Linked DNA regions of Homo sapiens: region 1 is linked to region 2. A link is a loop called in an ENCODE intact Hi-C map of the cell type or tissue named here. Cell type or tissue: Calu3. All regions are shown on one strand. Each heading gives the region's core, and the rest is flanking DNA. Links, peaks and the distances in the headings are about the cores only. Region 1 has its middle 130 kb from the start of SNX9. Region 2 overlaps SNX9 (sorting nexin 9).

The links. Peaks named below come from ENCODE experiments on the same cell type or tissue, not always from the same donor. Only the 100,000 strongest peaks of a DNase experiment are listed, where the experiment ranks them.
Region 1: it touches region 2 in a loop (6-fold over the local background); 2 of 110 quality-filtered maps call a loop at or near these places.

What each region holds. Positions count from the first base shown.
Region 1 is chr6:157,682,071-157,694,646 of GRCh38, forward strand. No RefSeq gene overlaps it. Among named protein-coding and RNA genes, the nearest start is that of SNX9, 130 kb to the right of the region's middle. RefSeq lists an enhancer at 6,821-7,322. In Calu3, for the core only: no CTCF peak of the experiment used is centred there; no DNase peak of the experiment used is centred there.
Region 2 is chr6:157,839,142-157,851,717 of GRCh38, forward strand. The region is part of intron 1 of SNX9 (sorting nexin 9); the gene reads left to right. Among named protein-coding and RNA genes, the nearest start is that of SNX9, 22 kb to the left of the region's middle. RefSeq lists enhancers at 2,469-2,618, 7,115-7,204 and a silencer at 3,136-3,430. In Calu3, for the core only: no CTCF peak of the experiment used is centred there; DNase peaks (open chromatin) are centred at 2,480 and 5,250.

The DNA of each region.
Region 1 (12,576 bases), core at 1,478-9,477, 160 kb before region 2:
TCCAAAATTAGTTGGGTGTGGTGGCATGTATCTGTAGTCCCAGCTACTTGGGAGGCTGAGACAAGAGAATCGCTTGAACCTAGGAGGCGGAGGTTGTCGTGAGCCAAGATCACGCCACTGCACTCCAGCCTGGGAGACAAAAGTAAGACTCCATCTCAAAAAAAAAATAATAATAATAAATATATATATATATATAATCAATAGTAGGATAACTTGGATTATTTGCAGATTGCATGCTTTAAAAATAATTTTAAAATAAAAACCTATTAGCCAGTTCCATTAACAAACACCTGTTGGACATGTGACATAGTATTTGTTCTGAGTAATGGGCATTGCTCTTTGTACTATAAGCTGTAATACATATATGTTTTATAACACATGTGAAATGTTCATACTGCATTTTCTCTGGCAAAATAGATGACGCATACTCTCTACCAACAGATTACATTCCATAAATTGGCTTGGAACTTGGAATATATTTTTCCCATGGAAACAAAAATAGTAAATGGCTTTTAGACCCTACACCAGTTCACAAAATAGTTTACCTGAAATAATATTAATAGTCCTAGGACCTAAGCAACCCTAAGCATTCCTGAACCCCTAAACTTCTTTGAGTTCTGAGCCCTGAGCCTGGGTCTAAGACCCTCCAGCCCCAGAACCCCCTGGAGAATGGACTCCCCAGCCACTGCTATTTCTACCTCACTACCAGATAGATTAAATCCATCTTAAGAAACATGGAGCTCATCTGATTTCTTTAAAATCTCTACAAACAAACAAGAAAACAAAGAAAGCCTTAAATTTTCTAATTCCAGAGATTTCAAAATCTTTCAAATCTCCCTTATAATGTATTTAAGGATCTCTTAAGGAACGAACATTTCCTTTTTCTTGAAAGCCTATCGGAATTTCAGCTGAGATGATTTTCTGCCAGAAATTCTAGATAACTCTGCAGCTAAATCCAACTTGAGTAAACATGGATGACTCAGTGGGGACTGACACATTTTTGTTGTTAATATCCTGGATCAAAACATGCAGTATGCTTTGAAATATGCCTAGGTGACACATGTTGAAAAAAATTATTATTATTTTGTGAAGCCTTTTAGAAAGCTTTCCTTGAACTCATCAACACAACTGGAAAGCTACCAGGGAGATGATGACAAGCAAAGGTTTTTTTTGTTTTGTTTTGTTTTTTGAGACAGAGTCTCGCTCTCACTCTGTTGCCCAGGCTGGAGTGCAATGGTGCAATCTCAGCTCATTGCAACATCTGCCTCCCGGGTTCAAGCGATTTCCCTGCCTCAGTCTCCCAAGTAGCTGGGACTACAGACGTGTGCCACCACACCGGCTAATTTTTGTACTTTTAGTGGAAACAGGGTTTCACCATGTTGGCCAGGCTGGTCTTGAACTCCTGATCTCAGGTGATCCACCAGCCTTGGCCTCACAAAGAGTTGGGATTACAGGCGTGAGCCACTGCACCTGGCCTGCGGCATCTGTATCTTCTGAGATCTACTCTGAGGATTGAAAAAAAAAAAATTTTTTTTTTTGTGATGGAGTTTCCCTTTTGCCGTCCAGGCTAAAGTGCAAAGGCCCCGTCTCGGCTCACTGCAACCTCCACCTCCCAGGTTCAAGCAATTCTCCTGCCTCGGCCTCCCGAGTAGCTGGGATTGAAATTTAATCAGTTGGGTCAGTGTGGCAGCTGTGCTAGAAAACACACTTTCTGGAGATAATGAGAACAGATGGCTTCAGAGGCCACCAAGGGTTGTTTCCAACCCATCTTCTCATGGAAATGCCAAATAGGGTTCACCATGTGCCTGGATAACAACCGCAGGTCGGCAGTGCTGAGGCCACGGTGAGGCCCTGTCAGCTGATGCTCTGCTACCTATCAGGACTCCTGGTTCCTTGCCTTCTGCAGCTGTCCTCCTAAGATCTAGGTGAACATTGACTTTATGCAATAAAACGCAATCCCAGAGCATGATGAGCGGTAACTGAACGTGTAAATGTGAAGGGCCCTTTTATGAAGCACAGAAACCACCTCCAGTTCACCTGCAACGCTGTTGTGGATCTCTCTGCCTGTCCCCCAGGCTTCTCAAGGCACCCCTCCCTTCCATAACATACAGGATGTTAACTAGGAACCTCATGAAAGGGAGCCGGTCACCTCTGGACATGTCGGCTCCCCTGTGATGGGAACTTCCTCCTGACCAATGGGGTTCTGTATGTTCTCAGGAACTGACACGTGAGCTTCCAGCTGATGTGGCTGAATTCTGCATTATTAATTTCTGCATTATTAGAAATTCTGCATGATCAGAAAGAAGGGACTGGCATTCATTCCCACCAAACACCTCCTTGTCAGTTCATCCTGCTCAGCATCTGCTCTGAGAGGTCTTCCGCAGGCCCCTTCTTCAGCACCCGTCACCTGCCAGGGAGGAGACGAGTCGCTTGGAAGTGTTTAGGGGGATGGTGCTTTTTCTAAGAGGGGAGCAGAAGAGCTTTTTCTTTTTTTTAACAGAATCTGCTTCCATTTTTGTAACCCATGGTAACAAGCTGAACTACATTCAACGCTCAGTGTTTTATGTAAAAGCCAATGAGTGCCCATATAACCCACAAGAAGACACCAGATATGATCTGCCTCTAGACTGGATGCTGAGGCGGTTTGCAGCAGCAAGCGAGGATGAGGGTGCCCTGGAGCAGAGGCAGGGGAGCAGCAAAGCCAGGACCATGCCCTCAAGTCACCCCAGACTGAGCAATCTCCGCCATGGGGCGCAGGCATACCCTGGGAATCCCACGTGGAGAGTTGCTCCTGACTCACAGGCCTGGGCCACCCCTGACCACGATGGGGAGGATAAGCAGTGATGCCCTCATGTGAATATCTCAGGGTTTTGACATTTTTATTCTAAGAAATAAAAGGAGAAAACTCCCTGCTTAGTCGAGTCACAGAAAGAGCATAATGACTTCTGCACATGCCCATGATCTGTAGACCTCAGCCCAGCCGGCCCTGGCTCTGGATGCTCACACAGGAATCTTGTTCAAGGTCCCTCCAGTGGCAGGAAATCGCTTTAAAGACCACCTAACTGGGTGTCCCACCTCAGATCCATGCCCTCCACGGGTCATAAAACCAGTGTAGTGGGCGCAAACCACTGTCTTCTTTCTAGATAGAAGGGGTGAGAACAGAAGGATGAGAATAGGAAATGCCAAACTGCTTTGCCTGGAACAAGGAGAAACAGGTCCTGGGTCATGACATAGATATATTTTCTTATCATGGTCAAAAAGAAAATCTGAAAAAACTGTTCAGTTCACCCATTCCTGCCCCAGCTTACAAAAGAGAACCCTGGAAACCAGAGAGCTGAGAGGTCATATCCAAGGTCACAGAGGTGGCCGGGACAGAGATGGCACAGAGTGGAGGTCAGCCCTTCTCGAACCATGAGTGATAAAGAACAGTGTTCACTGTTTTAAAAAATTCCTATTCATTGCACATTAGTACTTGTATAAAATATAATTTTTAAATTACTGGGGAAAAAATTTAAATAGGTAACGAAAAGTCCCACTGTTTCATGATTAGATGTATTAGACATACTCTGTCCAATTGCCGTAGCTGTTTCTAAACACATACGCCATCTCTGTATTATCTCATCGGGGACCAGGATCAAACAGTTGCATGGTGCCGAGCTGCACTTGCTTTGAGTAGCCTCGTGTGCAGTGGAGGATTAACCGTGTCCTTAGAGAGGACTGGCTTCTGTCCTCTGCTAGTCATCTTTAAGCCCTTGCAACTGTCTGTGTGGTAAGAGTCTCTCTGCTTATCTGGGGGGTTGGACCGGCCAGGCAGTCTGTGCTGGCCATGTGGGTTATGGCCCCAAGGATCAGCTTGGTCTCTGGAGGGGCTGCAGGCCCAGGCCAGTGGTAGAGATAGCCAACCTGTCCCCATGACCCACCCCAATGAAAACTCCAGGCCTGAGGCTTGGGTGAGCTTTTCTGGTTGGCACTATTCCATGCCTGTTGTCTCATCATTGCAGGCAGAGATGGGCCCTGTCCACACAGCCCCTCTGAGAAAGGACAGCCAGAGGCTCTGCACCGGCATCTCAGACTCCACCCTGTGTGCCTCTTGCTTTGGTTGACTTTGATCTGGATAACTTTCACCGTAATAGAACTGCACATAGAAAGGCTCTTCGGAGTTCTGTGAGTCCTACTAGCCAATCATCAAACTGAGGGTGGTTGTGGGGAGCCCCAACCTTACACTGGGTGTCAGAATTGAGGGTGGCCTTGGGGACTCCTGAACTTTGCACCCTGGTACAGGCAACTGCTCCCAAACTGTGTTCTGAGGGTCCCCTAATGATTCCCCAAATCTGTCATCTCTCCCACCCACAAGCCAGAGCCTCTAAAATGCTGTGGTGCAGACACTGAGGGTCTTGCTCGTAGAGAAGCATGTTATCTGAGGGCTGGGGGGTCGCCAGACATTACAACTTTAGCAACCTTTTTAAAAAATGGTATCAACCAGCAAAGAGCAAGAAGCAGAGGGCAAGTAGGTCTTAGTAGGAAAATGAAGAACAGCTGACAGGATAAATCACTGTAAACATAAAGCTAATTCCCTTAAGTGCCATTCTAGACCTAGACCAATTTGTTAGCTTAAAAAAAAAAAAAAAGAGAGAAGAAAACATGGCTTATACTTTGGTTTGCTCTGAACACTGGCAAATTTAACATACTCAGAAATATTTAAAATTAGGAGTAATAAAGAGAGTTGTTTGGGATTTTTCCTCCTAATTTTCTAGGGAAAATGATAAAATCCTTAGCTAAAGAAATACATTGTTGTCTTTGGGAGGCTGAGGCAGGCGGATCACAAGGTCAAGAGATCCAGACCATCCCAGCCAACATGGTGAAACCCCGTCTCTACTAAGAATACGAAAAAGGCTGGGTGCGGTGGCTCACGCCTGTAATCCCAGCACTTTGGGAGGCCGAGGTGGGCAGATCACGAGTTCAGGAGATCGAGACCATCCTGGCCAACATGATGAAACCCCATCTCTACTAAAAAAATACAAAAAATTAGCTGGGCGTGGTGGCGGGCGCCTGTAGTCCCAGCTACTCAGGAGCCTGAGGCAGGAGAATGGCGTGAACCCAGGAGGCGGAGGTTGCAGTGAGCCGAGATCGCGCCACTGCACTCCAGCCTTGGCGACAGAGGGAGACTCCGTCTCAAAAAAAAAAAAAAAAAAAAAAAAAAAGCTACAAAAAATGGCTGGGCATGGTGGTGTGTGCCTGTAGTCCCAGCTACTTGGGAGGCTGAGGCAGGAGAATCACTTGAACCCAGGAGGCAGAGGTTGCAGTGAGCCGAGATCACGCCACTGCACTCCAGCCTAGGTGATAGAGGGAGACTCTGTCTCAAAAAAGAAAGAAAGAGAGAGAGGGAGGAAGGAAGGAAGGAAGGAAGGAAGGGAGGGAGGGAGGGAGGGAGGGAAAGAAAGAAGGAAATAAAGACATTGTTGCTGAAAAATTTCAAGAGGTGTTGCAGGCTTCAGCAATGTAAGATGTTAACTAAGAGCAAGAAGCAGAGGTGCTTGGGTTTGGGTAAAACCCTGAGCTTGGAGTGGGGGAGGGAGGCGGTCCTGCAGCCTGCTAGGTGTGGGAGCCACACATCCATTCTCTCAACACCACTTCTTGAAAACCGCTCTTGTCTTCTCATTGTTTGAAGACATGGCGGATTGCTTGGTTGTGAACTAAGAGCTAAGCCACACTCAGTGGAGGAAGCCTCGGAACCCTGTGGTTGTGCACACCCAGGAGACCTGTGTGGACACCTGTGTGGCTCCCCTTGCATAAGGAATTGTTTCCAACTCAGGTTCTTCAGGATCTGAAAACTACTGTCGTGAAGGTCACGTGCCAACAACAAGAAACCAGGGACATCCTGTAGGATATGAATGGGCAGTGAGGCGGGACCGCAGGGGGCATTTCAGAACTCCCCACATGACAAGGAAGTAGCTTCTGTGGGCCCCGATCTCCATCACTCTCGGCTTCTCCCACCTCCCCTGTGCCCAAGCCTGTTGGCAGCAGAGCGGAGGCGATGCCTCCAACGTCCTTCAAAGCAGCAGGTCTCAAATGTTGGGGCATGAGAATCACCCGGAGGACTGGAGAGAACACAGGTTGCTGGGCCCACCCACAGAGTTTCTGATTCATAGGTTTGGGATGAGGCCTGAGAATGTGCATTTCTAATACGGCTCCAGGTGAAATCGATGGCACAGGTTTGGGAACATACTTTGAGAACCACCGCTATAAAGAGTGGCAGGTTGGTCTGTTTCCGTGGACAGGGAAAGAGACGGCAGGTAGTCAGAGTGATGGAGTCCCTGGGAAGAGGAGGAAGACAAGGGGGATGGATGCCAAGGCCACTTACATCCATCACCACGTCAGGGCTTTGCACCGAGGTTGTGTAACTGTTGGCCTAGCCAGACCTCACCATGGGGAAACCAAGCAGGAGGAAGACTCCACTTCTCTGTCTTTCTCAGTGGGTACTGAGTAACACAGTGGGCCACGTGTTGGCCAGGTGCTGAGAATCCACAGGTGAACCTGACCCTGTCCCAGACTCCTGACTCCTCAAGGAGCTAAACAGCCTTCAAATTAAAAAGCCTCAAATCAGCAGATAACCCAACAGCGACCAGTTGATACTCAGGCAGCAGTCAGCCCGTCGGCGAGTGCTGGAAACGCAGGATTTACACTGATGACGTACACAGTGTGTGCCACTTGGGCCTGGGAGGATTGACAGCACGGTCACAGACGGTCATCCTTACAGGATTCGCACCAGGTACCCCCTCGATTCTTTGCTGTGCCACCACCCTCCACTCACTGAGTCGGGGCCCCTCTTGGGGATACTGGCACAGCCCAGAAGATAGAAGCTGATTCTTACCTGGAGCTGCCAGCAGGCTTTTGTTAAGCCAGAACAGAGACAGTAACAGGAAGAGAAAAGCCCCTTTGAGTCTGCGTATAAATAAAGACCTGGAAGGGTACCAGCAGCCAGTTTCCTTCCACCACCCAGAGAACAGCTGAGAATTCTGTCCGGACTGAGGGAAGGAGATTTCCCAATGGCAGATGGCAACCAGAGAGGAAAGCCTGCCCCCTCCAGGGGTTTTGGAGGAATCCGAGAGCAGAGGGATGGGACTGTGCCTCTTGGGTCGAGTCTAAGGACACAGCTCGTCTCCCAGCTGGCATGAGAGCAGCTAGTGGAAATCAAGGCAGGCCAGGTAACGGCCGAGAAACAGAGGGAGCCCCGTCACCAGCTCCCAGCCGCTCTGTCCAAAGCCCCAGACAGGCAGAGAAGAGCAGCTGGAAGTGTCCTGTGCCCTGAGCCGCGCCCAGAGGTGCACTCGTGTACAAAGCAGGGAAAAGGTCCTCCCCACCGCTCCTTCCTTCTCCCTGAGCCACGCCCAGAGGTGCACTCGTGTACAAATCAGGGAAAAGGTCCTCCCCACTGCTCCTTCCTTCTCCCTGAGCCACGCCCAGAGGCGCCCTTGGGTACAAATCAGGGAAAGGGTCCTCACCACTGCTCCTTCCTTCTCTTGGGGAAATGTCCTAATAGGCTGATTTTTGTAAGAGGACAGCACGTTGCTACTATAGGCACAAAATCTTCTGAGCCAACACACAGATCCGTGATGTCTACTGTGTGAGCAGCACCTGGGGGCCGTGGGGGGTCCCTTCTCCACAGAGGCCACCGAGCTGAAGGTGATCAAGGACCAAGGCGTCTTCTCAGATGAAGGGAAGCACACACAGCCCAGGATGAGAGGGAAGCTCTAACTCAATAAACGAAATGGCTTAGACAAGGTTACCTAGAAATGCCTGCACCGATGCTTCCCACACAGCGTGGAGCATGGGGACTCAGAGCTGGAAATCAAGTAGTTATCAAAAGCAAGCTTTTTCTCACCACGTGTGTGACTGTCACATTCATAATTGTCATAAAGAGGCACTTGGTCCCTGGCCACGTGGAGTGTCTACCTCAGTAGTCTGTGGGGCCATCCCAGGGCAAAAGTGGCTGCTGCCCACATCTCCAGCCTCTGCGCCTCACATGCACCCCCCGCAACACCGACTTGCTCCTGGGGCCTGGAACCCCCTTCCCAGTGCCACGTGCTCACACCCTCTGCCCAAGTTACTGTCTCTCCTGAGCACTGTCCAGCCCCTTGCTTTGCTTTTTGACTCTTCATGGCAGTTTTTGCTTGCTGATATTATATGCAATGTTGAAGTTGTTTATATTCTGTCTTCCCTAATAGAATATGTAACTTCCATTTGAAAACAAGGACTTTGTCTTGAATCAGGGGATCTGTTTCCCAGTGCCTCGAGCACTACCTGGTGCAGAGTAGATGCTCAATGTTTACGGAATGGATGAAGATCTTCATTTAGAGGAAACTCTACCTTGCGGCGAGCCAACTGCTCCCTGCCGCCATTCAGAAGCTGTGTTTGCTGTTCTTGTCCGGCCAGCCTTGGCTCCAACTTGAGAAAGCCCATCAGGGTGTCATTTCCCTACTGAGCTCACCCCAGTTCAAGAAATACCAATATCCTGCGTTTGCGAGAAGGATCTTACTTTTCTCTAGTTTATGGATTTTTTTTTTTAGCACGGTCATCATAATTGCTTGGGCCCAATGCTGTGTAAATGCTCCTAGCTAGTTTGAGCTCCAAAAAAAAAAAAAAAAAAAAAAGCAGCAGCAGCCAGTGGGAGAATGAAAAGAAATGGCTGTCTTCCATCTCCATTTTAAAGCAGGAGGAGCTCGCCATCATCACCGCCACCCAACGAGGGGAAATATTGAGCAGACGATTCACCAGATGCTGAGCAGACTGCAGTTACCATGGAGTCGGAGCGGTGACAGACAGTTGCTGTCTGTCCAGGATTCATGGGTGGTGACAGCACAGTGGGATAGCCCAGCCCTCGGGTCCCCTTCCACCCCCACACCCTTCTCGACTTCTGCCACCTGGTTAAGGCCCTTTCATGACTCATTGTCCACTGGCACTCAAGGAGAGGGGAATAAATAACCTTAAATCAGCCTTTTATTTCTGACAGGGTCTTGCTCTGTCACCCAGGCTGGAGTGCAGTGGTACAATCTCAACTCACTGCAGCCTTGACTTCCCAGGCTCAAGTGATCCTCCCGCCTCAGCCTCCCAAGGAGCTGGGACTACAGGCATACAACACCACACCTGGCTGATCTTTGTATATTTTGTAGAGACAGGGTTTCACCATGATGCCCGGGCTGGCCTCAAACTCATGCAATCTGTCTGCCTTAGCCTCCCAAAGTGCTGGGATTACAGGCAAGAGCCACCATGCCTGGCCTAAATCTGCCTTTTAAAATGAGCATGGCAGCAGCTGTGGTCCCAGCTATGAGGAGTAAAGAGATAAGGTTCACATTTTCCCTAAAAGGATATTTGGGATAATCCCTGGCTAGACCAGAAGCTCTCTCTGGGCAGGAATCTGTGCTCCATAAACATTTGCAGAATGCAAAGGAGTGAATGAGCCTCCCCATCTGCAGGCCCTCACCTGCCACCCTACTAGTTCCCTCCCTTCCTTACACTCTGTCCCGTACCTGCCACCCTACCAGTTCCCTCCCTTCCTTACACTCCGTCCCATACCTGCCACCCTACCAGTTCCCTCCCTTCCTTGTCACTCCGTCCGGTACCTGCCACTGCCACCCTACCAGTTCCCTCCCTTCCTTACACTCCATCCGTACCTACCACCCTACCAGTTCCCTCCCTTCCTTACACTCCGTCCGTACCTACCACCCTACCAGTTTCCTCCCTTCCTTGTCACTCTGTCCAGTACCTGCCACTGCCACCCTACCAGTTCCCTCCCTTCCTTGTCACTCCGTCCAGTACCTGCCACTGCCACCCTACCAGTTCCCTCCCTTCCTTGTCACTCTGTCCCGTACCTGCCACCCTACCAGATCCCTCTCTTCCTTGTCACTCCGTCCCGTACCTGCCACCCTACCAGATCCCTCTCTTCCTTGTCACTCCGTCCAGTACCTGCCACCTACCAGTTCCCTCCCTTCCTTGTCACTCCATCCAGTACCTGCCACTGCCACCCTACCAGTTCCCTCCCTTCCTTGTCACTCTGTCCCGTACCTGCCACCCTACCAGATCCCTCTCTTCCTTGTCACTCCGTCCAGTACCTGCCACCTACCAGTTCCCTCCCTTCCTTGTCACTCCGTCCAGTACCTGCCACCTACCAGTTCCCTCCCTTCCTTGTCACTCCGTCCCGTACCTGCCACCTACCAGTTCCCTCCCTTCCTTGTCACTCCATCCCGTACCTGCCACCTACCAGTTCCCTCCCTTCCTTGTCATTCCGTCCCATCTGTCCTTCCCACTGGCCAGGGTCCTCCTGAAAAGCAAACCCAGTCCTGTCTCTTCCCTGTTTGAATCCCTGATCACTCATCCTCAAACCCAAACTCCAATAACCCTGAAATGCAGCTTCCCCGACCCCGCCGCGTGCCTTCACACATCCACCCCATCTGCCTTGAACTGCATGTCCCCTCCCTGCCCTTGCCCCATTCATGTCTCCCAGGCCTTCGGTGATTCCAACCTCCAACCTCCTGAGAGGCTCGTGGGCCATCTCCTTACTGCCTCCCAGTCCAGCCTCCCCTTCTGTGTGGGGTGGAGCCCCCTCCTAATCCTAAGGCTCTGCTTCACGGAAATGCAGCGTTCTCCTCCTGTGCACTCTGTGTCAACCTGTTCACCTGTCCTCCTCCAGTAGCCTCTGAGCTTTTTGAGGGTACAGAGAGAGTATCTTTTATCTGAGAATCTCCCATTCCTGGCATATAATAGCCACTCAAAAAGTATTTTTTTAATCAGTAAGTGAATGATGAATGTATGAGTTGTTTTTGTTACACTTTTCATTTATTCAAGATGATAGAACCACAACATCCGAAGTCAATACTTGAAATAATGGCCAAAACATAATTATGAAGAAACACTGGTCACTACGCACCTATTAGAATGGCTAAAATCCAAAACACCAACAGCACCAATGCTGGTGAGGGTGTGGACCATAGGAACTCTCAATTCACTGCTGGTGGGAATGCAAAATGGTACTGCCACTTCAGAAGACAGTTTGTCAGTTTCCTACAAGAGGAAACATATTCTTACCATATGATCCAGCAGTCGTGCTCCTTGGTATTTAGCCAAATGAATTGAAAACTTCTGTCTGCACAAAAACCTGCACACGGATGTTTATAGCAGCTTTGTTCATAATTGGCAAAACTTAGGAGCAACCAAGATGTCCTTTTGCAGGTGAATGGATAAATAAACTGCGATACAGCTAGATGATGAGATGATTCAGTGCTAAAAGGAAATGAGCTTTCAAGCCATGAAAAGACATGGAGGAAACTTAAATGTATGTTACTAAGTGAAAGGAGCCCATCTGAAAAGGTTACCTACTGTATGAGTCCAACTGTATAACACTCCGGAAAAGGCAAAATTATGGCGACAATAAAAAGATCAGTGGTTGCCAGGGGTTGTAGAGACAGAGGGGTGAACAGGCAGGCACAGAGGAATTCTAGGGCAGTGAAACTACTCTGCATGACACTGCGGTGGTGTACACAGGTCACACATTTGTATAACACCGAGAGTGAACCCTGATAGAAACTGTGGACTTTGGGTGATAATGATGTGTCTATGTAGGACCATCGGTGTAACAAATATGCCACTTGGTGCAGGACGTAGATGGTGGGGGAGGCCGTGTGTGAGTCCCAGCAGGGGATGTATGGGAACTCTCTGTGATTTCCACTCCATTTTGTTGTGAACCTCAAACTGCTCTAAAAAATATTTTAATTTAAAAACAAGAAACACTGGCCGCATCTTCAAGGAAGTAATGATACGACATGAATGATTAAAGCAAATATATGTACACCAAGGATGAATCATGAAACCAGCTAAGGACATTCCCATGTGCCTCACCCATGAGAAGTCACAACAAGTGTGACCGTCCCATGGGATGGGCTGGCACCGATCCTGGCCTCGGGCAGCACTGGCAGGCTCTCTTTCCCCCAGATCAGCCCCCCTTGTTAGTGCCTGTTCCTGTCTGCAGACAGGGCTGTTGGGATGTGAAGTTACAGTCCATCGCAAGTGAGAGCTGGCAGTCAGGAAAATCAGTTCAGGATATCCTGGCTGGGGCTATTTTAGACTCAGTATCAGTGGCTTAGTTTCCTTTGCCGAGTAAAAGCCCTATTTAGGGCTGCACACACCCCACTGCTTCGGAAGGACTTCAGGGGATCTTAAGAGAAAATGTGTTTGAAAGATACAGGAAACGTTCTACTGCTTAACTGGGAAGAAATATACCCGAGGCTTGATGGCTTGATGCCCTTCGTGTGTGATCTGCCTCAAGATTGGGCAAGGAAAGAAAGGCCTTCCTGCCCTGTGCGTCTCCTTAGAACAGCTTTTCTAGAACCTTTGCAGTCACCAAAATACAATCTGTCTTATAAACGACTGGCTTTTCCTTGAGTCCCAGGTAGAGCATTCTTCTTACCCTATGGTGCTGTGTTCTTCCCATCATGTCCTATGGTAGTTTCTGCTCTCGGGAGCCCTGTGTCCACATTCACGACCAGCCAGCAAGTGTTGAGGGACATTTATTCTGTGGTCTTC
Region 2 (12,576 bases), core at 1,418-9,417:
GTACCTTTTTGGTGTTAGGTATCAATGAATTGTCCTTGTGTATAATTACTGTTATATGTGTGTGGGGATGTATATATGTAATGAATTAATGTTGAGGTCATTGGCATTCCTCTGTGATTCATTATAGCTGTTACATAAAAGCCTATTTCCCCTATTAGTGTTTTGTTTCTCTTGAATTTTATATTTAGAATAAAAGAGAAATTATGTCTTTTATTAGAGATGCAATGAATGAATAAAATTAGTTCTACCTGATTATGAAGCATATGTATTTTCATGTAATGGTGATATAGCATAGAGATTAGGAGCCTGGGTTCAAATCCCAGTCCAGTTATTAATACATTACTTTGAAAAGTTACTTACTGCTTCACTTTCCTTATCTGTAAAATACAAATAATTGAATGGATTCAGGTGTGAATTCCATTGCACAGTCCAAGTGGGGGAAAAATTATAATTTTGCTTTTCTGTAATAATTTACAACAAATTACATCCCCGTCCTGCTGGGGAAGCAGACCTATAATATTTTAGTTCCCAGGCCACCGCCTCTTGCCCAGGGTGAAGCATAATTTGAGGGTGGGGATGGTAACCTAGTGCCATGGCCTTGAAGGTGTGACCCCATCTTGCCCTCCAGTCTCCTCTTTAGGCCTTTCCTCCTGCCCCTCAGTTTAGTAACTCTCTCCACCACTTCCTTGCTGTGCTGCTTGAGGACATGGTAACCACCTTGCTGGTTGTGCGCAGTATTGGGGCGTGAATCTCTGCAAAGCTCAGACCTTTCTGTCTTAATGTGATACATAGCTGTTTGGATTCTCCTATCCTCTCCGGTTGTTTCATGGTTTCACTAGGGTTCTGAAAGCAGGTGAAAAAAAACAAGAAAGCCTCACTGGGAAGGTGACACTCAGGTAGAGATCTGAGGGAAGGTGGGGGTGTCTTTGGATCTCGGGAAAGAGCAGACCCTCAGGCTGGTGCTTGGGGTGTCTTTGGATCTCGGGAAAGAGCAGACCCTCAGGCTGGTGCTTGGGGTGTCTTTGGATCTCGGGAAAGAGCAGACCCTCAGGCTGGTGCTTGGGGTGTCTTTGGATCTCGGGAAAGAGCAGACCCTCAGGCTGGTGCTTGCACAGTGAGGCCAGAGCTGAGGGAGCTCAGGGAAGAGGGGCTGCTCCCCAGGCTGAGGAGGCCCAGGCGACCACGGGGGCTTTGACATTTATTTGGCAATAAAACCATTGGAGGGTTTTCACCACACCCAAAATGACTGACTTTTACAAAAAATACTTTCTTTCTTTCTTTTCTTTCTTTTCTTTCCTTTCTTTCCTTTCCTTCCTTCCTTCCTTCTCCCTTCTCTCTCTCTCTCTCTTTCTTTCTCTTTCTTTCTTCTTTCTTTTTTAAAGAGTTGAGCTTGCCTTTATTACCCAAAGCTAACTGCAGGAGTTAACAGTCAGTTTGCTTTGATACTGGATTTAAGCCTTATTTTATCCCTTCTTAAAACTTAATTGATTGTATCTTATTAAAGCCACACTAGGAAAATCCTGTGCTCCATTTAAGTCAATCAGTAAGAGAGCTTCAGAAGGATTGACACAGTATCCTTCTCTATATGAGGAATACCCCAGTCAAATCAGCTGGGAGAAAAAACTTTGTAAAGAAATTTTTAAAAACCTCTATTATTTTGCATTCGAGATTTTGTCTGATAGAAAATTTCAGATTATGTTTCCTGGATATACTGAAAGTGAATACAAACGGCTCATCAGACCATTTGGCTGTTACCGTTATGCTGTTCACTCGACTGGTGGCCACATAGACATAAGCAAAGTACTTGCAGACTGCTGGATTTCTGACTGATGAAACCATTTCTGATCAGCGACTCACTGCATTTCTCTTCCGATGAGGGTCACTGTTTGCAGGGTGTCTGGTATAAACTTCCTGAAGCCCCAGCAGTCTTGAGAGCAGCAGTAGAAGAAAGCAGCTGGAACCCTGAGAACTGGGGCAGAATGCTGTTATGGGCTAAGAAGAAATGGCATCATCTTGGCTTAGAATTTGGAGATTCAATGAATCTTTATTCTTTCATGGTTCCATTAAGTGATTATTTTTAATATGAATTAGATCACTGGAATTTCATATTAGTCATGCTGAAAAATTCCACATCTGTGTGTTTTAATTTAGGGTCTTCAAGATGAAGGGCATCCCCCAATGATTAGGAGAGGCACAAGATAGAAATACAGATTTTATTACCTACAGGCCCTGGGAGTACACAGCAATCCTGGAGGTCACACACAGGATGGTCAGGGAGCTTGAAGGTCAGGAATTGTGAAGGGAGAGAGAGAGATTGAGACCTACCTAGAGACCCATGGGCCTTCATGGGGTCCAAACAGGTTTCCCCCAGGGAGGTTTAATTGGTTCCAGGAGGTCACACTGTGACTGCACAGCCCATGTGGGGTGTGGGGATCGGGGCCAGTGAAGTAGGCTGTGTGTAGCTTTCCCATGGGGAGGTGGTTGCCAGGAGGAAGTTGTCTAAGGCAGGTATCTGTATTAGTCATGTTGAGGAACTGGGAGGAGGTGTAGAACTGCACCCTCTGCCATGTCCAGGGTGACAGAGCCCTGCTTCTGCTACGACAAGGTCCCACTTATCTTCAAAGTGCATGCTGAGGCAACATAAAATGATAAGAATTTACTACACTGTGACTTTTAAACTATCATCTCAATGGTTTGGCATGATTCAATATTTTCTATTTTAACTTTTTATTTATAAAAATTTTAAACATGGACAAAAGTAGAACAGCACAGTGACACTCCCCTGTGTACTCATCACCCACCTCCACAGTGATCCTGGCCCGTTTTGTTTCCTCTAGCCTCCCCTCCCCTATTTTCCCCTTTCCTCATTATTTTGAAGCAAATTCCAGACATCGTTTCATGATAAGTATTTTAATATATATCTCCAAAACTGTAGACTTAAATAACTGTAATTCCTGTTATACTTAAAAATTCAGAATACATTCTTAATATCTTCAAATATCCAGTCTGTTGGTAGGCAGTGTAAACATATTCATAAATTAAGTTTGCTGTATCTATTAAGTTGCTTGATAGTATTAAGGTGAGAACAGTGCCATCTCTTACTGGTTGACATTTGTATGAGTCTGCCCATGTTAATGTAAAACAGATTTGCCACAGGTAATGTGACCATACAGGTAACATAATCTAACAGTTAAAAAATATATGCATGTCTTGCTTTTATCTTGTTGACTCCAGTGCTCTTATCAAAATCCTCATGATGCAACTGCCCAATGGGTTCACCATCACCACTGCCTAGACAGAATCGATTTATCAAGACAGGGGGATTGCAATGGAGTAAGAGTAATTCACGTAGAGCTGGCTGTGCGGGAGACCTGAGTTTGTTAGTCAGTCTCCCCGAGCATTTGGGGATTGGAGTTTTTAAAGATAATTTGGTGTTTTTAAAGATAATTTGGTGGGTAGGGGCTTGGGAAGTGGGGAGTGCTGATTGGTCAGGTTGCAGATGGAATCTTAAGGGGTTGAAGTTAGGTTTTCTTAATGTCTTCTGTTCCTGGGTTGGATGGCAGAACTGGTTGGGCCAGGTTACTGGTCTGAGTCCATCAAGTGCAGGGTCTGCAAATATCTTAATCACTGATCTTAGGTTTTACAATAGTGATGTTATCCCCAGGAGCAATTTGGGGAGGTTCAGACTCTTGGAGCCAGAGGCTACATGACCCCGAAATTGTAATTTCTTGTAGTTATTTTGTTAGTCCTGCAAAGGCAGACTGGACCCCAGACAAGAAGGGGGTCTTTTCAGGAAAGGGCTGTTACCAATTTTGTTTCAGAGTCAAACCATGGATCAAATTCTTTCCCAAAGTTAGTTCTGGCCTGTGCTCAGGAATGAACAAGGACAGCTTAAAGGTTACAAGCAAGATAGAGTTGGTTAGGTCTGATTTCTTTCAGTGTCATAATTTCCTCAATTATAATTTTGCAAAGGTGGTTTCAAGGAGATGAAGCCTTCTAAGCCTTTCTGTACAGCTTAGGTGGTGCCAGCAATGGGAGGATGCTTAGGACAAGGGTTGAAGAATTGACGAAAATGAAAATTGAAAAAGAAATATAGCTGACCCTTGAACAATGTGGGGGTTAGGAGCACCGACCGCCTGCCCAGTTGAAAATTAAAGTATAACTTTCGACTCCCCCAAAACTTAACTACTAATAGCCTGCTGTTGACTGGAAGCCTTATAACGCAAACAGTTAACACATATTTTGTATGTTATATGTATTACATACGGTATTCTTACAGTAAATTAAGCTAAAGAAAATGTTATTGAGAAAATCATAAGGAAGAGAAAATATATTTACTACTAAGTGGAAGTAGAGCATTAGGCCTTCATCCTCATTGTCTTCACATTGAGTAGGTGGAGGAAAAGGAGGGTGGAGTGGCAGAAATAGAAGAAACGGTGCATGTAAAGTGGACCAGACCTGTGTTGTTCAAAGGTTAACTGTACTGATTATCTTATTTTAACTTAAAATGTATAATGTGCATTTACTCACCAATCCTTTGATAGACAGACAGCTATGGTCTTTGTGTACTTCTGATTGCAGTGCTAAGTGATCCATTTTGCATAATCCATACTCAATTCATTGCAATTCTAATTTTTTGTTTCTTTTAGAAGAGCTTAAATAGTTTGAAGACAATTTCAAAGCATCGTGAGTACAGAATTCTAGATTTTAAAAAATTATTTCCCATTTGTCTTTTTTTTTTTTTTTTTTTTGAGATGGAGTCTCACTCTACCACCCAGGCCAGAGTGCAGTGGCATGATCTTGGCTCACTGTAACCTCCACCACCCAGGTTCAAGCAATTTTCCTGCCTTAGCCTCCTGCATAGCTGGGATTACAGGCCCATACCTCCTCACCTGCCTAATTTTTGTATTTTTAGTAGAGACAGGGTTTCACCACTTTGGCCTGGCTGGTCTCGAACTCCTGGCCCCAAGCTGTCTGCCCACCTCAGCCTCCCAGAATGCTGGGATTGTAACCGCCCAATGGGTTCACTTTGCCTGCCAATTTCTTAGAGCCGATTTCTCAGGACAAGCGGAATTGCAATAGAGAAAGAGTAATTCATGCAGTGCAGGAGACCGGAGTTTTATTATTACTCAAATCAGTCTACCCATAGAGTTTTTAAGGACAATTTGGTGGGTGGGGGAAGCCAGTGAGCCAGGAGTGCTGATTGGTCAGGGGTGAAATCACAGGGAGTCAAAGCTGTCTTGCACTGAGTCAGTTCCTGGGTGGGGGCCACAAGATCAGATGCCCAGTTTATTGATCGGGGTGGTGCCAGCTGATCCATCAAGTGCAGAGTCTGCAAAGTATCTCAAGCACTGATCTTAGGAGCAGTTTAGAGAGGATCAGAATCTTGTAGCCTCCAGCTACATGACTCCTAAATCATAATTTTTAATCTTGTGGCTAATCCTTGTTTTTTTTTTTTGTTTTTTTTTTTGAGACAGAGTCTCACTCTGTTGCCCAGGCTGGAGTGCAGTGGTGCAATCTCGGCTCACTGCAGCCTGCACCTCCCAAGGTCAAGGGGTTCTCCTGCCTCAGCCTCCTGAGTAGCTGGGACTATAGGCACCCGCCACCACGCCCGGCTAATTTTTTGTGTTTTTAGTAGAGACAGCATTTCACCGTGTTGGTCAGGCTGGTCTTGAACTCCTGACCTCAAATGATTTACCCACCTTGGTCTCCCAAAGTGCTGGGATTACAGGCATGAGCCACTGCGCCTGGCCGTCGTCCTTGTTTTAAACATCTTTGTTTCAAACTATAAATTCCCAAAGTTCGTTCAGCCTGCGTCCAGGAGTGAACAAGGACAGCTTGGAAGTTAGAAGCAAGATGGAGTCAATTAAGTTAGATCTCCTTCATTGTCTCAGTCATAATTTTGCAAAGGCAATTTCAGGATTACAGGCTTCAGCCACCGCACCTGGCCCTTTCCCATTTGTCTTTTTTTTTTTTTTTTTTTTAAGACGGAGTTCCGCTCTTGTCGCCCAGGCTGGAGTGCAATGGTATGACCTCAGCTCACTGCAACCTCCACCTCCTGGGTAGAAGCGATTCTCCTGCCTCAGCTTTCCGAATAGCTGGGCTTACAGGCACCCGCTACCATGCCCAGCTAATTTTTTTTGTATTTTAGTAGAGACGGCGTTTCACCATGTTGGCCATGCTGTTCTCAAACTCCTGACCTCAGGTGGTCTGCCTGCCTTGGCCTCCCAAAGTGCTGGGATTACAGGTGCGAGCCACCGTGCCCGGCCCCATTTGTCTTAACTGTTGTCTCACTTACACTTATTTTGACAGTAAACTTTTTAGCCATCTACTTACATTTCTTGGAAACAATTACTCTTTTTTGAACTCATGTTTCATTAGCTATGTAATAATTCAGTTGCATAGCTATAGTAACTTACTGTAATCACAACTGGTTCATGGTAAGTATATGATTCAGATGGTGGGGTCAGAATTTCCTGTGTATACTAGAGAGTATCCTGCAAAATGCAGGAGTTCAACATGCCACATATTTTATACAAAGCATAGACGGCATTGGTGAATCTGGTAAATTGATTGTGTAGCATACAGGCTGTGTGATACTCTCCCATTAGTCATAGTTTTGAGATTTATGGCTGGTTCCTGTGGTTGCTTAGGTTGGAGTATGGTTCTTGTGAACTGAATATTGGACTTTGAAAAGAATTGATAGTAGATGCTGAATTTGGTATTGTTTTGTTCTTTACTCTTATAACTTGATTGACTCCCTTAATAAATCAGTATCCTAGTGCCATATCATAATTTACAAAATGATCAGAGGTGCTTTTGTAACACTTTCAGTGTTATTGATTTGCAAGAAGGATCAGCTGGAAGGCACAAAGGATCCTGGCAAAATTCTGGTGAGAGGCGCCCGTCCTGCTGTGCAGGTGTCTCTTACGGCCCTCCTGATGAGATTGTCTTCGGCTTCTCTGCCTTCGCATCTGATGCATCCCTCACTTGGTCACCTTTTCCCCTCTGTCAGCTGCTGTTAGGCAAAATCTCTTCCTTTGTCCAAGTATGATTCATTCTTCCATTTTTATGTAATAAACTTTAAGTTAGCTCTTCAAATTTTATTTTATTTTTCCAACTTAACTCTCTTTGGCAGTCTTATTTTACCATATCCTTAAGCCTACATTTGTGCTGCATTAAAAGCCAGCTGTAGTTCTGTGGTGAGGTTTATGTTAGCTCTGTGAATCTAGAAAAGAAATTGCCCTGAAGAGGAACTGCTGATAAAAATAAATCGTAGTTAAGAATACTGGCCTCAGGCCAAGTATGGCTTAAAGCAGAGACCCATATTCCTCATGTAACCTAGTTGTATATGTATTTATGTCGATGACCTTAAGGGGAAGTATCATTTTGAGTAGCTTAAAGATCAGTATGTTTCACTTTAGTAATGTTCTTTACATACTTTGATATAAAGTATTTAAATTCTTTAAAAAGGCCCAGAGACTTGCAGATCATCTAGGCTGACCCTGTCATTTTTCATGTGTGAAAGCTGAGAGCTGGGAAATAAGTATTCAGTGTCTTTCACCTTACACAATAATTCATGGTTATGATGGTGACCTTGAGTCATAAGAAAAGGTTCTTCTTGGCGGAGTGTGGTGGCTCACACCTGTAATCCCAGCACTTTGGGAGGCCAAGGCAGGCGGATCACTTGAGGCCAGGAGTTTGAGACCAGCCTAGCCAACGTGGCGAAACCTCATCTCAACTAAAAATACAAAAATTTGCTGGGCATGGTGACGTGTGCCTGCAGTCCCAGCTACTTGGGAGGCTGAGGGATGAGAATCACTTGAACCTGGGAAGTGGAGAAGTGAGCCCAGGTAGCACTACTACACACCAGCCTGGGCAACAGAGCAAGGCTCCATCTCAAAAAAAAGATTATTCTTAATTATACTTTCAGAGTAAGCTTTTTATGAAACTAGGAGAGTCTGCAGGTTTTTGTTTTTGAGACAGGGTCTGGCTCTGTCTCCCAAGCTAGAATGCAGTAGCATGATACCAGCTCACTGCAGCTTCCACCTCTTGGGCTCAGGTGATCCTCCTACCTCAGCCTCCAAGTTAGCTGAGACCACAGGTGTGCACCACACTGCTTGGCTAATTTTTGTATTTTTGGTAGAGATGGGGTTTTGCCATGTTGCCCAGACTGGTCTTGAACTCCTGAGCTCAAGCGATCTGCCCACCTCCACCTCCCAAAATGCTAGAATCACAGTTGTGAGCCACTGCGCCCAGCCTTGTAGTACTTATTTTAAAAAGACCAAGAAAAATGATGAGGCTAAAGTTTTCCTGATGGTGTAGATCTTTGGAAAAGCTGAATAACCCAAATGCTATATATTCTATAGGAGTTTTCTTTCTGAAAAATATATATTTTTAAATTTCATCCATTTCGATTGTTGAGTTTTTGGGACTAAAGTGGCAAGCAGGAATGTGGGGAGGCCTTGCTGGGAAGGAGCCAGGCTATGTATATCTGTGCTGATGGATTAATAATTTCCACGTGGGCCCAGGAAGGAGGGAGGAAGCTTCATCATAGGTTACACGTCGTCTATTCTGGTTTTAGTAGTGCTAAAATCCTGTAACATATTTTTCAGTATATTTTACTTGTCGGTTGTGTAAATACTCCTTTTCATCTCTGAATGCTAATTTATTTGCACAAAAACAGCAGCAGGGAAGCCCTGTTGAAAATAAGGTATTAATTTTTATAACTCTCTTGGTAAATGTACCTTTGCATTATTTGGCCTCTGGCATTGTTTTGACCTGGCTTTACACAGTCCTTTATCTGGGCCTCCTGCCACCTCCCCACCCCACATTCTCCCTAGCCCCTGTTCCTCACTGGCAAGACCCCTCCTCACCTGCCTGCTGTAAAGCCCTTACTCTGTCGCATCACCTGATTAACTTCTGTAATTGCACTCACCACCACCTGGAATTGCTTTGCGTGTTGATGGCTGTGTCTCCTCCTAAAACAATGCTTCTGAGAGAAGGAGAACATCTTGTTCCTGGCTTTTCACCACTATGTCCCCCTAGAACAGCATTCATGGTACTAACTGCCTATTCAATATGTGTTGATAAAATATAAACATACCGGCTACCTAGCTTCAATCTGGTAGCTAGTCATTGGCTTTACCCACCCAGAGAATGCAGAATTTTAGAATTGGCTCTGATGGCTTTAAGCAGAAAAAACTGGGCAGGCTATTAGGGGAAAATTCTTCCCCCAAACCGTGGTAGAGATTTAGAAAAAGTGTAATTAAGACATGAAAAGGATAAGCGTTGGCATTTTGCAAAATAAAGTTTAATTTGTAAATTTAAAAGTTTAATGATTGCCTGTTAAAGTATTGGCTTTTGGTTCTTTTAGCTGGGGCAGTAAACCTAGATGAAGTGAAGTTTTTTATTTAAAAGAAACTGTACTTTCTGTACTTTGAAAACTGAACTAGTAAGATTGAATTTATTTGGAAATGGCAGTGAAACTTGAACTCTGTAAGCACCTCTTAGGTGGCAGATGCCGTGCTACCTGGTAAATGGCTGTGTCAGGTACTGTGCTGAGCAGGACTGACAGGGAGCTTACAGTTTAGAGAATGCAGACATGTCCACAAGCAACGATAGTACAGCAGCCGTAAAATGATAGGGGAAGGGTAGTGTTATAAGGCCGTCCATGGGAGGGATAGATACGTAACCGATTTTGCACGTCATAAAATGCTTCCCACTGGTGACATCTAAGCTGAGACCTGAAAGGTGAGTAGGATTTGGTCAGGTGAAGAAAGAGGGAAGGTTGTGACATGTTTATGGAATTGAAAATAGTTCAGGCCGGGTGTGGTAGCTCATGCCTGTAATCCCAGTACTTTGAGAGACCGCAGCAGTAGGATCACTTGAGCCCAGAAGTTTGAGGCTGCAGTAAGCTGTGATGCACCACTGCACTTCAGCCTGGGTGACAGTGAGACCTTGTCTCAAGAAAAGAAAAGAAAATAGTTCAATAAGTCTGGAATTTATCATTGAAGGTAAGAATTGTAAGTGATAAGGCCACGGAGGTGTTCAGGGTCAGGTGATCATATAATTTTTTAGTCCAAACTGGAATACTTTCAAGAAAAAAGAGGGTACAGTTAATTACACTGAGATAACAGGCATAAACTGGGGCTGGCCTGGATAGATGAGGATACATGGTCAGCCTCTTTATAAGCCATGCTTATTAACATTGGGGTTTATTTAGTGAACAGATAGATGTTGAGCACCTACTGTGTTCCAGGCATTGTGCTTGGGCTTTCTTGTAAGAGCTGTGGGAAGCACTGGAAGGTTTGAGTCAAGAGCGGCAATGCTTAGTGTGCATGTTCAAAAGGTCCTTGGCGCTGCAGGCGGAAGATGAATTGGAGCAAGGCGCAGCAGGTGTGCAGAGGCTGGAGGAGGCTTTTGAAGTGAATGAAAATAATTAAAGATGACTTGGACTGTGGAACTCACACATGGGATGGAGAGAAGTGAGTAGATTGTAGCAGTATTTAGAAAGTAGATTTGCCAGGCCTTTCTTAGAGGTGGAAAGGAATGAGAGGAGGAGTCAAGAGTACCTTTCAGTTTCTTTTTGGGTGAGTGGATAGGAGAAGTTCCATCTAGAAGGCTGGGGAATGCTGGAGAGAAGGCAGGGTCTGTGCTGGAATGCTGATGAGGCCTTGCTTGGTGTGTTGTGTGCTCTTGGAACTGCATGCAGGAATCTGATAGGTGACAGATTTTCAAGTCTGAACCTCAGGAGGAAAGATCTAAGAAATGGACTTGGGATTCATCAGTATAAAGATGGCAGGTGACGTTGTCAGAGTGGATGTTACCCAGGGAGAATGTCTAGAGTAAGAAGAGTGTAGGACCCTGGAAAACACAGACATTTACAGTGTGGCCTGGCTAATGCCTGGGCAAGGAGAGAAGGTGGAAAGGAAGGAAGAAAACCAGAGGAGGGCAGGTGTGGAGGGGCGAGGGGAGGAGAGTGTTTCAAGAAGGAAGAGTGGACAGCAATGTCAGACGCAGTCAGGCAGTCAGGTGGGTTGAGGGCCTAGCATGGTGATTGGATTTAGCAGTAAGAAAGCTGCCGGTATCCTTGGCCAGAGCTGTTTCAGTGGTGTCAGTGTGGGCAAGGCTTGACTAGTGCAGGGTGAAGAGTGAGTAGCAGATGAAGTAGACCCGGGGCATGTGGAAAACTTCTCTGAAATTTGAATTTCTTGATGTTAAGAGAAGGTATTATTCAAAGGAATATGTGGGGTTGAGGGATGGTTTCTTCTTCCTTTTTAAGGATGTGACAGACAGGTGGGTTAAACACTAATGGGAAGGAGAGCGTGGCGAAGTTGTAATCAGTGCGTGGATGGGAGGAGTAACCAACAGTCCCAGTGCAACTGGGTGGGCTCACATGCACATTATCTTTCGAGTTTGCTGGGGGAGTCTCTTCCCTTGGCTTCTCTTTTTTTTCCACTTTCTGAAGTTGGGGTAAAGGTCATGGGCCTGTTATGTAACCCCCAAGAGCTCCCTTAAACAAAAATTTGATAGTGGTGTTTCATTGTCAAGCTCCATACATCTGATAATGCTTGGTGACTGTATTTAAAATATTTTATTTTTCCTGAAGGCTCCTGGCAGGTCACTTTTAAGAGCATATATCTTCTTTGCCTTTTCAGCTCATGGCACTGCTGGCTGCCAGGGGCTGGGCCTGTGCTGGGGTGCACCAGCTGTCAGCTGAATAAGGCTAACGCCATAGAAGGAAGGAGCATGCAGTTAGGATACCATTCTGGTTTATTCCACAATTGTACATTTTTACTTATTTCTATGGTCTTTTGAAAATAGTGATAAGGCTGGGCGTGGTGGCTCATGCCTGTAATCCCAGCACTTTGGGAGACTGAAGTGAGTGAATCACTTGAGGCCAGGAGTTCAAGACCAACCTGGCCCACATGGTGAAACCCTATTTCTACTAAAAATACAAAAAAATTAGTGGGGCATGGTGGCACATGCCTGTAATCCCAGCTGCTCAGAAGGCTGAGGCAGGAGAATTGCCTGAACCTGGGAGGTGGAGGCTACAGTGAGCCGAGATCAAGCCTCTGCACTCCAGCTTGGGTGACAGAGCAAGATGGTCTCAAAAAAAAAAAAAACCCTAAAATAAATAAATATAAATAAACCTCTACAAAGTATACAAAATCTTAGTTAAAAAAGAATAAAAATAGTGGTAAAAATACATAACATAAAATTTACCATTTTAAGTATATGATTCAGTGACATTAGATACATTCACAATGATGTGTAACCATTGCCACTATTTCTAGAACTTTTTTCACCATCCCAAATAGAAACTCTGTATTGCATTAAACAATAACTCCCCATTTCCCACTCCCTGTAGCCCCTGGTAACCCCCATTCTACTTTCTGGCTTCATTTGCCTATTCTAGGTATCTCACATAGTGGAATCATATATTCGTTGTTTTTTTCTTTTTGAAACGGAGCCTCACTCTGTCACCCAGGCTGGAGTGCAGTGGTGCCATCTTGGCTCACTGCACCCTCCACCTCCAGGGTTCAAGCGATTTTCCTGCCTCAGCCTCCCGAG